2 separate regions of the Mus musculus genome follow, and region 2 is linked to region 1. A link is a contact called in ENCODE Hi-C data. All regions are on one chromosome and are shown on one strand. The core of a region is the stretch at or near the end of the contact, and the rest is flanking DNA. Distances in the headings are between cores, read along the strand shown.

Region 1 (7,547 bases), core at 3,784-6,283:
AGTAGACACGGATGCAGTTTTACCTGCAGCCAGATTCGCAGGCACGGCTACAGAACTGCACCGGGAAAACCTGCCCTGGACCCAATGGCCTCACTCACTGTTACCGTACCTCTCTTAAGAGCACAAATGACTTCTTGTGCTGGTCTCAGCGTCCCACACCTCAGTCACCTATACCCATACGCTTCAGGAGGCTGAAGCAGGAGAATTAGGAGTCTGAGGATAGCCTGGACTACATGGTAAATTGTCGGACAGTTTGACAAAGGAAGACCCTGTCTCAAACCAACAAACACAGACTTTTTATTAGCTAACTGGACATTGTCACCAGGGGCAAGGAGCCCATGAGGAAGCTGACAGCTGCTGATGGTCAGGCCTAAGGGCTACAGTACAGACGTAGAGCAGACGTACGTATCCAGTACCTTCTTCACTTCTATTTCCTCCTTTAGCTCTGTGATTCGACTCGTATTCCGAGCAAATTTGTTTATTTTTTGCTGATCTTCGAAAGTAACATTCACGTCTTCTGCAGCCTGAAAAAGATGTTTAATTTTTTTTTTTTTTAATTTCGATGGAGCAGTTACACTCTGGTATCTTACACTGTGACAAAGAACCAAGCACTCTCCTCACCCGAAGACAGCCGAGGGGCACAGGCCATAAGATATCACAAACGTGTCACACTTACGATCTGCTCACGACTCTACAATCTCTCCCATTATTCAATAGAATCATTCATGAGCAAATGCTTGAAATATAAAAAGTAGTTAATAAACGTCCCAATAATAACATTTTTTTTAAAGTTGGTGGTGTCACAAGCCTTTAATCCTAGCACTTGGAAGGCAGAAGCAGGCAGATCTCTGAGTTTGAGGACAGCCTGGTCCTCAGAGTGCGTTCCAGGACAGGCAGTGCTACACAGTGAAACCCTGTCATAGAAAACCAAAATGATAATGATAATGATAATAAAAGCCACTTGCCCAAAAGGCAGAATTTCCCAAGCTGGGACACTGTTTCCCTAAGATATTTCCAGCAAGCAAAATGTTCCATGGTCAAACGCCCTTAGTGACCATATTGCAGAGATTGTTTCTGGGGTAAAATGCATATGGGTATACTGTGCTGATAAAAATAAGACCATTTCTCCAACTTTCAATCTAATAAGCTGGCTAAGTCATCATACGTGTCGATGGCTCCACTCCATACACTTAAAATTCTGTATTTATTTTAAGGTTGGGAATCCACTATAGGGTAATGAAAATTGAGTTCCATATTTAATATTTGATATGCTTAAATCTGCAGACAAAGCTGGGTATTAGACAACAAAGCATCTATAAAATAACAAAAATGGCTAACACAGCCTGAGGTCCTACTGCACGCTTAGAACACTAGCCCCAGAGTCTTATGAGGGCATCACCAATATCACCGCTTCATAGATGACCAGAGACTGCAGGGTTTAGATAATTTGGCCAGGGTCAAGCATACCTATGCCTGTAAGTACAAGAGTTCCTGTTCAGACAGAGGACGTGGCTGGACGTTCTCAGACTGTTCCAATTCTTATAGGGGTTTCAATATACTAGAAAAGAAAATTAAACACTACACATTCCTTCCAGTGTCTTAGTAAAGAACAAGTGTACTTGACAAGGCCTGAAAGGACTACAGAGAGGCCCTACTAGCTGACATGACACACCTCTCAGCACATGAGGCTGAGGCAGGAGGATTACCAGTTTGAAGCTAGCTTTAGATGCATAGAGAAATCCTGTTGCCAAAACCTCGTGGCGCTGGGGAAATACCCTGTGGCTTAGAGCACTTAGTGCTCTTTCAAACGATCTGGGTTCGGTTTTCAGGTCCCACATTAAGTGGCTCACAACTGGCTGGGACTCCAGCTCCAGGGGATCTGAGGCCTTCATCTGGCTTCTGCGGGCACATTCATGCACATGTGTGCAAACACATGGCATATACACACAGGAACACACACATATACACAAACAAAAATAAAACCTTTAACAAAGAAAAGGCTCTCACTGAAGCTACAGATTTATAACAACATTATAGATAATACACCATATTGGAATTAATAAATGAAGGTCAGTAAGAACGGCTGGCTATTCTGCCAAAGGCAGGAGTTCACAGATCCACACTCCACCCATTCCTGGTCCCCTGGAAGCTATGGCATAAAGTGTGCATACGCAAACTTCTCCAGAGGTTGTAGGGTAACCTATAGTCTCGAGGCAAGGCTCAGTGGCCCAGATAGACAGGTGTTGGAATCTAGGCTCTCATCCCAACAAGCAACTGCGCATGCCCCAAGCCTGACATCAGCCCTAATGCGTATGGTCAGAGTCCGCCCCACCATGTGTGCACAGCGCAGAGCACAGACAGCACAGAGGCGAGCAGCAGACACTCAACAGACACGAAGACGGTGAGACCTGTATCCTGGTGCTTTGCCTACGAGAATTATCAATCTCCCAGAAAACCTCGAGGACTCCCTTCTTAACTCGGGAGTTTACAGAGCCCCCAAGCCCTAGGATGCATTTTCAGGTGTGTCTGTCACCACGAGGACTTTAAAAGCAACTCAGGTGAGAGGCCCTAGTAGGGCCTGCCTGACAAGCAACACTGGTGAAAGATTTCTGAATTAGAATCTAAATTACGATAGATCAGACTCAGATATTTTGACATCAAAGAGTGCTGGAAGTTGGCTGTTTTTGCTTTTTCCAAAGCAGGCATTTCCCGACATAGCCCTGACAAACAGCAGCCACCAGAAGCCACTTGGCCCCTGGGAGGCGGAGGCAGGAGGATTAACAATTCAAGGTCATCCTCAGCTGCATAGTGAGTTTGAGGCCAGCCTGGGCTATGTGAGAAATGAAGGCAGAATGGCAAAAAGGATCACTGTAGAGTTAAGGGAATTCTGCTAGTTATACAAGACATGACTTGCTCCAAATTCAAGAAGAAAGTAAGCTGCCCTGGACCCTGACTACACCCTGGCCTCAGTAACACCTTATGGGATTGTTAAGAGGAAATAAACCATACTCTATTCCAAGTTCAGGTACTGAGATCTGGGTCCCCAGCCAAAAAGCTCTCCACAATTTCAGCTGACAGTCAGATCTCTTAAGAGTTCCAGACCAGCAAATGCTACACAGTGAGACCTTGTCTCAGAAAAGCAAAAGCAAGGACAATGTTTATCGTGGAACTGACCAGTGTAACCCACAGCTGAGAGCACAGTCTAACAAGAGAGGCAAAATGAACCTGTTCCTACCTGGCCAAATCACCGTGGCCCCGGACTGTACTCTGCTACCGTGTAATAATTTGTGGGTGACAGACCAGGGCGAGGGGCTCTTTCGAACTCTGAAGCCTCCCCAGGCTCAGCAGCCATTCCCTCTTAATGAACTGGGATGCTGAGCATCAACCTTCAGTGGTCAGAAGCACTGACTACACGGTGCCAACAGCGAGAACACAAAGGCATTCTACAGGGGCCTTACAAAGTAGAGTGAAAGCAACTGTCTTCAGCCAAGCGCCTCTCATCAGAGACAGACAGGCAAACGGACAGACAGACAAGGAGCCCGGGGTGGGGTGGGGGGGAGACACACACACTAACACACACACAGAGAAACAGAGAGACAGACAGACAAGGAGCCTGAGAGAGGCAGAGGCAGAGAGACAGACAGACAGGAGCCTGGAGTGCAAATGCTCTTTAAATCACAGCTTTTCTTCTGCGCTTCAGTTTCCTCTTCAGCTAAAAGTGAATAAATACAGAATCTCCCAAAAGGTTGACACAGCAGATCAAAATAATTAGCAAATGCTAAGAACTGTCCGAACACACTGTGAAGCCCCAATAGCTATCAGCTGTTTGCTTGTTTGTTCTTTTTTTTTTTTCCCCTCCTCTGCAATTCTTTCCCTGTATTAGATACACCTGCACTCCTGGAAACACGTTTAGGTTATAAAAACCCACATGGAAGTTTAACTTAAGTTGGTGGCTCAAATTTAGCTCAAGTTTCAAAATATTGGTTGAAAGGGTTGCATAGCCATGTCTACTGCCTGTCATGCATGAAGCCCTGGGTCCACCACACCAGCACACCAAAAGCCAGGGGTAGTGGCACACACCGGTGATTCCAGCACCTGGAAAGTGGAGGCAGGAGAGTCAGAAATTCAAAATCATCTCTGACTGCATAGGAAGCCGTGGACCAGTCTGGTGTGTACACACACACACACACACACACAAGTCCGTGTCTTTCAAAAGTGTGATAAGACATCACACCGAGCCCCATGAACAAGGATCGGACGTCGTTTTAAAAATGATAAAGAGCTCTAATTTGACCAAACAAAAATCACCAGACCCAGCATCTCACCAGATGAGTCACCAAAGGAATGGCTGGCTGGCTGGCTGGCTGTGAAGTGTGCGGGGCAGAGCGTGGGGACCCGTGTCCTTCCTAATGGCTGGGAAAAGCCCGGAGAGCCACCGCGCTCGCTCGGGCCGACTGCTCTCAACGTCAATTAGACACTCGGTGCACGGAGCGTGGACCGACCGGAGCGGTCCGGGGCGGAGCACAGAGGTGCGGTAGCAGACGACGCCCCGGGATGCGGTAGCAGACGGCCCGGGATGCGGAGCCCGACCCGGTGCCCGAGGAGATGCACGACCCTGAGCAGGTGAGGCGGTTGCCCTGACGGCGAGCGGAGCGGACAGAAGCACCCCTGTACCCAGCGCGGGCCCCGGCCCCGCGCATCCCTCACCTCCTCAGACCCCGGCCCCCAGCGCCCCGCGTCTCCTCACACGCCCCGGCCCACGGCTCCTCGGACCCCGGCCCCGCCGCACTCACCGCCTTCTTCATGGTGGCCGCCATCTTGGACTGAACCACGGGGCGCGGGGGAAAACCACTCGGGCGTGCGTCACCCCCCGAGGTCCCTCTCGAGCCCTGCTGAGCCAGACTCCCCCCTAACGCACAGCACTATCTCAACACTGCTGCTATCTGTGTCTCTGAACTATAAATTCCCAGGGCAAGGACTCAGGAAAAAAAACTATGCCCTGGAAACACTTGGTATCTTCCAATTAAAGGGACAGGCAGCTTCCCTCTCGGCCGGCATAAATACCAAAAGCGGCCAATAGTCGGGCCCGAGATCCCAGCCACGGCCAGCAGGGGGAGCGCTGGGTACCACCCAGCTGTGTGGAATGGGAAGCTTAAGAAATTCTTTTTCCATTTATTCAACAACCTAGAGAGAAGCTAAGGAGGGTAAGGGCGTGGCTTCGGCAAAGTATTTGGTAAATCATTTGGTCAAGTATTTGCACTCAAGCATGGGGACCTGAGTTCGATCTACAGCCCCTACCACATAAAAACCCAGTGCTGGCGAAGCTACAAGCTGAAGGCCACTCTTGAAGTTGATCTTAGCTTGTATGCCACTGATCACTGCAGGGGACACTAGGGGATCAGCCAGGAATAGATGAAGCCAAAGGTAGGTGACACCCAAAAAGATCCAGAGCAGTGGTTCTCAATCTTCCTAGTGCTGAGACCCTTTAATACAGTTAAATGTTGTAGTGCCCCCCCCAACCATAAAAAGTAGTTTTGTTGCTACTTCATTATGTAAATTTGCTACGGTGCTGGGTCATAATGTCAATAAATATCTATTTTCTGATAGTATTAGGCGGCTTCTGTAAAGGGCTCCCGATCTATAGGTTGAGAACCACTGACCTAGAGCGCTATAACAAACTTAAATGCTTAGATAATAGCTTACTGGACGGTTGCTTGGCTATTTATATTTAGAGACAGGGTCTTGCAATGTAATCCTAGCTGTCCTGGAACTAGCTGTGTAGACCAAGCTGGCCTGAAACTCACAGAGATCTTCCTGCCTCTGCTCTCCAAGCGCTAGGATCAGAGGCGTGCTCCATCATGTGCAACTGAAATGAATTCTTTTATGTGTTTAAAATTAAATTGGTTCAGAAATATGTCTTCCACTCGCTCAAATATGTTAGCCTGGGAAGACTGCCCACACAGGGCCCAGTGGGCACCGAGCTTCCTTAGTAACCAGGGCCATTGTTAACTTCGGTAGCCAAGACTTTGCTCTCAGAAAGTCGGAGGTCTGAGGGCAGAAGAGCTTAGAGTATTGGGGTATGGGCCATTGTCTCATTTACCAAGGGACAGGGAGGACCAGGTGTGAGCCGCAGGACAGTAAAAGCACGGCTGGGCGCTCTTGCATCTCTGCCAGTCCCTCCTATGGCTTCAAGCACAAGGGCATGCCAAGGAGGGGAAGAGGGGCAGATCTCGCCTGTCTGCTTATGACGCAGTGGGTCTCAACCTTCCTAATGTGACCCTTTAATACAGTTCCTCACGTTGTGGTGACTCCCAACCATTAAATTATTTCATTGCTACTTTACAACAGTAATTTTGCTATTGTTATACATTGTAACGTAAATGCCAGACATGCAGGATGTCTGATACTTGACCTGGGTGGGAGGGCCATTCGACTTTCCAAAAGGATCACGGCCCACAGGTTGAGAACCGCTGTTCTAATGTATAATGCATGTGCCCATTTGGTTACAATCTATCTCCTATCGTTACAATGCAATCCTGCTCATTGCTTGCATACCATCAAGCCCTCTGGATATAATGAACTTGGACTCCACAGAGTGAAGTCCTAACACCCTCCTGAGGAAGGTTTGCCGTTTGCACTCTGCTACTTAGCAGTTGCACATACAGAGTCAAATCTCTGGACCTGGAATTACTACGGTGGCACCACTTTTGAGGAACTCATTTGTATATACCGCAAACCCCAGTCCTGAACTCTGTAACCCTTAGACCAGACTCAGAAGGGAGAGCTAGTGTCTGGCTGCAGTGGTCATGGAGAATCTGTAGTTAGTGGCATGTTGACTGGACCGAAAAGACACCAGACACTGGGGATGCTGCATGTCAAACAGATAAAGTACCCCGTCCCCCAGCACCTTGCTGTCTACTGACAGGAGACAGACCACAAACAACCCGTTAAATAAGGATAGTGTGTCAGAGAGGGTGGTTAGTGTAAATGTGGCTGACTGTCCCAGCAAGGGAAACACATGCAGCTTTCGTCAGGAGAACGCCACCAGAGAGGCACGAAAAAGAAAGAGAAAACAAATTCCATTGGAAGTGAATGTTGTCCAGGCTTGTCCTAGCTTTTAGACTGCGTCACACAGGGATGATGAGCATATTTGTCGTTTTGTGACAGTGTGTGTGCGCGTGCGTGTGCGCTCGCGCAAGTGCCCCTCCCCCAAGGTCCTGCGTTCCCTGGGGTTGAAGAGGAAAAGTCTGAGTGGCAGGAGCCACAGATCTCGCTAGCAGGAAGTAATTTGATCATCTGCCTGCAGGGGGCACCCAAGGACTATGACTGAATTCTCAGGCATCCAAGCCCATTTCCCAATGTTTTGGACGTCTTTTCATCTTATCCTGTTTGTATCTGACTCAAAGATGTTTGTAAGCTATTTTGTCCTGACAGGGTTTGAAATCCTCGTACCTCCCCACTGCACGTAGGACCGGTCAAACTAAAATTCCAAACCAAGGCGCGCCTCCCTCTCTGATCTTCGGGTAGCACTTTTCCCTGGAGAGACA
Region 2 (7,547 bases), core at 2,829-5,328, 1.6 Mb after region 1:
GTTCCTTGAACCCTGGGAGCAGACCTAGATTAACCGGAAGTGTTTCTCGGAAGTCTGAAATGAAACCGGAAGTTTGCCCAGTCTCATTGTTATGCAAAAAATACACAAAGGGGATTCTCTCTGCTTTGTAGCCATTTGTTTTCATTTTAAATTCCTGAATATGCACATGCCCTTTTGTGTATCTATAAAACCGTTTTTTAGTGTACAAATAAGAAAAAAGCGAAACCGGTCCCAGCGATCGGTTCCTGGGAGAGGATCTGGGGTCCCAGTCAGAATAATACAGGGAAACGGGTAGAGGGGTGTGGGGATGGGACTGAGAAAGGTTGGAGAAGAAATGTGTCCTTTCATTGTGTGCCCCATGGTAAGGTTTGGAGGTTTCCATGTCCCTTTAGCTATGCAAGAGACGCAAACGTGTGTGCGTTTGCTCTGTGTGAAGTTATTCCTGAGCACTCAAGAGAGCCCCAGGTGTGTGTGTGTCACCCTGCGTGTGGTGCCAGGTGGGACTCCAGGCCAGCTCTCAGGAAAGGAAATGGTTGTGGCCACCCAGTCCCCAGCAGGTTCGGTCTTGAACATTCCCATTACAGAGGTTTAGCCAGGATTTTAAGTCTCAAGACCCGTCTTTGCTGACACTTAGGTTTACACAAAAGATTCCAAGCCATTGCTAAACATTAGTAAACCCATTTTAGAATGGGAATTCCCCTTGGTCCCAGTCCAAGATATCAGCTCGAGTCACCTGGGGCATGTCTGGACCACAGCCCTGGCATTCTGTTCCAGCACATCTGGGTGGTACCCGAACCATGTGTGGCCTTGGAAAGTTCCCTGGGAAAGTGAGAAACACCCATCCAGGTTAACACCACTTGTGGTGGGGATCTAGATGCAAAAGCAAAATGAAAACTCCAGCGTGCCATGCCCTCCTCCCAGCTATGTCCTTCAGGGTCCAGCAGAGAAAAGAGAAGCAGCTCAGAGGATGGCAGTCCTCAAAAGGTGGAAAAACTGATACTGAGTGACAAGATAGCCCAGAGACAAATGACATCCAGGAGCTGCTGCCCTCCCTCCCCTAGAAATTGAGGAAAATGGAGATAAAGGGAGATGATGGCGTTTTTTCTGAAACCATTGACCAAAGTTATGTGGGAGCAGTGAGGCTACCGTGGGTCCATCCTGGAGGAAAGGGAGAGATGCAGCTGTGGAGACCAGACTAGAGATAAAGAAATCATCATAGACTTCTCCGTTCTCCCCACTAGACAAACCCAGCAGGAAGGTGGAAGCCTGGGTCGCAGACATGAGCATAGGATCCCCAAGATGCCAAGGACCCAGCTGGCTCACCAGCCATGGCTCAAGCGAGCAATGAAACATTAGACCACCATTTGGCCACAGCTAGTCATCACTGATAGCCTTCATCTAGAAAAACAAGGGACATTTAAAAGCAACAGCTATATTTTTAACTGCTGAGACATGTTAGCCAGGGGCTTTGATGCTGACTCCCTCTTCTGGGCATCTCTGGGCACACATGAGGTACACAGATATGCATGCAAACAAAACACCCATACACATAATTAATTAAAAATAAGAACAAGAGCTGCCATCAACGTTAAATGGGATCTCCAGTGCTCCGACGCTGTCCCGAGGCAGTTTTGCTCTTTACGAGAAGTGAAACGAGCTTCCGCAGAACAAAGGCTTGCTGCTTCAGTTATTGCTGATTTTCTCATTGCTGTGGCAGAATGACAGACAGAAGCAACTTGAGGACCAGGATTGCTCCTGGCTCGGGATTTCCAATGGTTTAGCCCACTGTGGTGGAGAAGGCAGGTCAGCTCTGTGAAGCTCTCTTCATGGCACCAACTATGGGAGCTTGGGCTGTGTTGTAGCATCAGAGAGGTCTGTCCCCAGTGGTCTCTTTTCCAGCTAGGCCTCATTTTTCAGGAGTTCCAATCTCCCAAAATAAAAGCACTAGTGGGTAGGGGAAGGGTCAAACTGGGGACTGAGCATTCAAAATGACCTCTGAGCTCATGTACCGGTTCTGACTCCGTCTTTCATCCATACCCTCCCTATCCCACTCCCTCCATTGGAACTCTGACATATGGAGATTCAGACTCAAGACACCCTCACTTATAGCAAAGTCCCTCCAAATAGGGTCAGGAAATTGTTTCATAGCAGGCTCTCAGGAGCCAGTTAGAATTCCCATCACCCCCATATCCACCTTCTCCTTCATTTTAATGATGTTTTTGTCTGCTCCCTCTATGGCCAGGCCAAAAAAAAAGTTATTGTAAAGAGTGGCCAGGCAGATATGGAGGCCACCCATACTATTCATCATATATACAAGCTCATCCTGATTCCCTCAGCCACCTACAAGATGGGGGGGGCCATCTGCCTCTAAATCCGGGACCCAGAGAATCCCAGGTAGGAAATGCACATCGCTGGTAAACTACCATCGCTTCAACCCCAGACACCCAGTGAGCACAATTAATATCAGAGAAAATACATCCCGACTGAGTACCCAACCTCTGGAGATAGGTGAAGGAGGTAATTAAACACTCCTCCAAGGTGTGTTTGACATCTTTGATGTGCCCTCTCCTAAATAATACAAACCTGTCTCCTGCTTCAGATCTGGCCTCAGCCTACTGACTCCTTAATGTCACCCAATGTGGCAGCTTTGGAGATGGCTGGCTGTGGAGACGGCCTCCTGGGACTAGCTCACAACTGCCTCTTATAGCTTCTCCTGTGACCCTGTCAAATAACCCTCCCTCCCCATTCACCAAATTCACTGAGCCTGGGGTCACTCTGACTCCCTTTTTTCATATCATCCTCTTTGGTGTGACAAACTGTCTTATGGCACCTGGGACACGTTCCCTAGACTGCAACAAAACCGTAACCTTGCTACCTCATCTCAGCCCCAGTGCCTGCCCGTTCATATCCCCTCGATTCTTTGTGGCACTCTGGCCTACCACCCTAGTTGGTCAGGAGTTTGCATGCTAATATTTCTCTTCCCCAAGTTGGGGGTGACACACGGAGAAGAGCTCTTACCAATTCCTGTTGCACGCAATAGCTGCCAGACATGATGAAAGGGCAGTTCAAATCTTGCCCCTCCTGGCTGTCATCGAACCCTCTTTTATCAATTTCTTCTCCTCTGGCATTTCTTCAACAACAAACTCAAAAAACTCTCTAATCAAACAACTAATTTACTGTTACGGGACTACGGGCTGCTAGCCACAAAGCCTGAGTCTCATGGTTACGGAGTGTGCCCTGATGGTGAGGATCAGCAATGCCCGAACATGCGACAACCCCGGACAACAGGAAATAGTCCAAATTGCTCTCCGGCCTCAACATCACCCCTTCTTAGTTCCTCCTCTTTTATATTGAACGAAAGGGAGGGATGGTAGTTACTAGACATCTTCCACAACCTACCCAGGGACCCTGAGACGGCAATTACGTCATCAGTAGGAGCCAAGTTGAGCCACATTCCTCCCCTGCGCATGTGCTATAGTCCCTAAAAGGCGGACTTTCTTCCCGCCTCTTTTTGATCAACGCCCTTGCTCACCTCCACCCTTCCCAGAGGCAGCCACTCTAAGCCCCTCCCCAATAAACCTCTCAGAGTCTGACCCTTGGAGTGACTTTGTGGCTTAGATCATAACAGGAAATAAAAAGGGGCTGTGGAACCTTCTGGGTAAGCTCAAGGTTAGAGCTAAGGTCAGTTCTTCAGTGCAGGATTCTCGGGGAAGAGTTGCAAATAGTTGTGAGTCACCTAATGTGGGCGCTGGGATTCGTTGCAAGAGCAGCACAGACTCTTAGCCACTATGCCTTCTTTCCAGTTCACCATCCCCAAGCAATTCTAACAAACCCTCCATGCTGCGTGAAATACTGAAGCCCCCGTGGAGCAGAGCCCCAATGAATTCTCCCATCTACTACACACTAATCTCTTTTTTTTTTTTTTTTAAGTTACTTATATTGTACATGCAGATGCTTGAGTCTGTTTCCACCATGTGAGCTGGCTGGCAGGAAACCAGGCTTGGTGACGTGTGCCCTACCCCTGCTGAGCCATCTCACCGGCTCAACCCAGCAGCAGGGCAAAGGCCCCGCCCCGGTGTTACGCTGCCGGATCTGCCCTAGGGGAGCACCCCGGGATTTGGGGCTCCACTCTCCCAGGCCGGCAGCGCATCCTCCTGGCATCTGCGAAGGAATGAGCGTCTCCAGGAGGGCAAGATGCAAAGGCGCAAGGCGACCACAGAGTCCCTGGCATGCCTGGGATAGGGTGGAGGGATCGGTGTACTCGGGTCTTAGACTCCACGACCTTTCCCGGTTCCTCGGGAGAGCACCGCCTGGGAGTCGGGCTGGGTGCAAGGGGCCAGCGCCCTCTAGGCAGCGGAAGTGGCGCTGGTTGTACATCCGTCCCCGCCTCACAGAGTTGGGAGAAGACTGGCTGGTGCGGGAAATATGCAGGAGAAAAGTCTTTGCATAATGTAGAGCGAGCCGTGGGGCTCCGGGAGCGGCGCCCCAAGGTCTGGGGCCATGAACGCGAGCGTGGAAGGAGACACCTTTTCTGGATCGATGCAAAGTAAGTACTGAACAGACGCAGCTGGGGCCTGGCCCGGACAGAGCCAGCAGGCCCCGGGATCGGGGTGACGGCGCACCTTGCATGCCTGTCCCCGCCAGCCCAGTCGGCGTGTCAGGTCGGGAGCCGCCTGGAACTCTTGCAGTACCCCAGGGGAGGCAAGACCAGGGGAGGCCACGCGGCGAGGAGACTGTCACCACCTCCCCTGCCCCGCCGGGTGGAGTTTGGGGCGCAGAGGAGAGGAGAAAGTGGGGTGATCCAGGCCAACTGGTAGGGAAACTTCTGCTTCAGTGGCTCAGGTTGGAGCATCCCTGAGGGGCTCGCGGACAGGTTTGCAGAGCCATCCTGGCACTCAGGGTAGGGGATGATATGGGTGTGAAAGACCTGGCTGGGGGTGACTTGCAGTGAGTTTGAGGTTCTGCTATTTTCCTGACATCCTATAAGCTATTGCTATCTCCATGTGCCTTTGTTCCCCAAAGTACGGGCCACGGACTGAACCGTGGACCGGCCACCTGGAGCGCATGTGTTCAAAACAGGCTGCTTGGTCCATCCCCTGCAGGTCTCCGAGGGAGGGTGGGGCCGGAATCCCAGGTCTTTCCTTGTGCCTGGAGCCTCAGATGTTTGAAAAGCTGTGGACAAGGTTCGCAAACACCTGAGTCACTTTGCTAACTGCAGATATTATAGCCATTGGCTCCCCAAACTTGCCTGAGTGTCCTCTGAACTCTAAACCCAGTCCCCACCCACCCCATGTGTCTCAGTGTCTTCCAGTGCTGTGGACTTCGGGTTGTGTTTTAAAGAGGGACGACCCCACCAGATGACTTACTCTGGAATGGGAAATCAGTCCCCACATCAGAGAATTTATCTATAAGGATCCTAAGGAGAGATCTGTCTTTGTTTTGTTGTTGTTGTTGTTGTTTGGTTTTGTTTTTTGGTTATTCGACAGGGTTTCTCTGCGAAGCCCTGGCTGTCCTGGAACTCACTCTATAGAGCAGGCTGGCTCAGGAAGAGATCATCTGTCTTGTCCCCATTTTGCAGATGAGAAAGCCTTGGGTAAAGTGCCTGTTGACTGTGACAGTTTCAGGGTGCTGAGAAAGGTCCCCATTGCAACTTGTTCCTTTTGTGAATACCAGAGCATAACTTAGCACCGAACTCCTTCACTCTGGACCCCAGTCTCCCACCACCACGAAGACACCCTTAGCTATGCAAATATGGCTTCCTTCCTCCGTGTTTCTCTAGTCCTGGGGCTATTCTTGCAGCCACCTGGCAGCAGCAGTCCCGAGCAGGAAGGCCTTCTGTTGCTTTCTAACGCCCATTGCAAGGTGACTTACAAAATGTCGGCCCTAGCATCTTTGTCCTTGGTATGTCTACCACAGGACACCATAACACGCAGATGCCATGTCTTAGTCCGGGAGGAAACGGGACAGAATCAAAGGAGTCTACAGAAAATCACATTGTACGCCCAGCCCCATCGTGTTACACGAATGTGGTTCTGTAGTATTTAATTTCACGGGTTACAGACGTTACCTTATGATGTGTAGATACCGTGGAGTGATACGGTGTGGCACACGCCTGTGTGGTACTATGTAGGAGAAAGATTAGCTTCAGAATTTTAAGCATAAATAGTAGAAAGTGTTTTTGCAATGTCCATGAAAGATACAATGGAAATATTATAATGAGGGTTTTTTTTTTCTGGCAATTCTTACCATTTCTCCCAGATGTTTCTACAAGTGTCAGAAACCTATACTGTTCTTTTTTTTTGGGGGGGGGGTAAGTTTTATTATACAAGAGGAAAAAAATCCAGTTTTTATTTTCAATTATTTGTAGCTAGAGATGGGCAATTGTTTGCGGTTACAAGTGCTCATGGAGGCCAGAAGAGGGTGTCAGATGCCCTGGAGCTAGAGTTGGGAGTGCTTGGTTATGAGCCGCCTACTGTGGGTTCTGGGGCCAGAACCCAGATCTTCTACAAGATCAGTACATACTCCTAACCACTGAGCCACCCCTACATACTCCTAACCACTGAGCCACCCCTACAACTCCACAAAAGAAAATTTTAAGAATAAAAGTTAAATTTCTCACATTGAGACTCACTAATTGTTATCTATTTAACAAACCTTTTCACAGTACTTTCTACAGTACTTTCTTTTGCTGTTGGTCTGAGACGGGGCCTGGGTGCTTTGAACTGTCCAAGACCCAGGAGAAATCTTAAGATTCAGTCTTTGAGCCTCTACCTCTGGAGTGACTGGAATTGTGTTACTGGCCTGCATGCCCCCACTGGCCCATTTTTAGAAGGTTCTGGGCGTCGGACTCAGGGCCTTTGAGTATGCAAAGCCAGTGCTCTACCCACTGAGCAGCATCTGAAACTATATTACTTTCCGATAGAGAACCAGGCACGGTGTTAGATGCTTTGACAGTCTCAATGCTGTATTGAGCTTAGTTCGTGTTTCTGACACTTGTAGACTGAATTCATCCTTACCTGACTGGGGTACCATTTTCCTACAGCAATGAAACAGCATTGCTCAATTCCTTGGTCCCTGTTGTGTTCAGGGACCAAGGAAGTGAGAATAAGAATCAGGGATTCTGGAATTTTCCCCGTAGTTATGAAATGGCTGCAGAAGCGCCAGCGTTATATCTGCATCCACATGAAAAAGCAGAGGAAGGTACAGCTGGCCTTCTTTGCTTCCTTTGTGGTGTGTGTGCTGAAAGAGTTCACGCACGCGAATCACTGTTGTACCTAGTAGGTCAGGAGATGGCCTCGGGCCTGTGAGGGGCTACGCACCCTGTACTTCAAAGGCACTCTCTTTTTCTACTGATTGTGGGAACATGGACACACCAGTATGTACAGCCCTGAGAACACGCATGTGGAGGCCAGAGGACAACCTCCGGGTTGTTCTTCAGGCACCATCCACCTTGTGTTTTGAGACAGGCTCCCTCCCTGGCCTGGAGCTTGCCGAATAGGCTAGGCCACTTGGCCAGCAAGCCCTGGGACCCTCCTGCCTCCTCTTCC

The links. Hi-C counts contacts between places; a loop is a spot of excess contacts on that map.
Region 2: a loop to region 1 is called in a map of T-helper 17 cell, with 9 times the contacts of the local background. The contact joins the promoter of Zfp64 here to the promoter of Pfdn4 in region 1. A Hi-C loop is called at or near these places in 2 of 37 maps with a recorded cell type or tissue (T-helper 1 cell and T-helper 17 cell).

What each region holds. Positions count from the first base shown.
Region 1 is chr2:170,508,716-170,516,262 of GRCm38, reverse strand. It overlaps Pfdn4 (prefoldin 4), which reads right to left and starts at 5,033. Exons shown (of 4, transcript NM_001110152.2): 1 at 4,794-5,033; 2 at 417-524. The coding sequence starts at 4,817. It overlaps Gm16796 (predicted gene, 16796), which reads left to right and starts at 4,336. Exons shown (of 3, transcript NR_040367.1): 1 at 4,336-5,424.
Region 2 is chr2:168,952,118-168,959,664 of GRCm38, reverse strand. It overlaps Zfp64 (zinc finger protein 64), which reads left to right and starts at 4,078. Exons shown (of 6, transcript NM_009564.2): 1 at 4,078-4,546. The coding sequence starts at 4,501. It overlaps Gm39993 (a long non-coding RNA gene), which reads right to left and starts at 3,582. Exons shown (of 2, transcript XR_867023.3): 1 at 3,019-3,582; 2 at 1,417-1,927.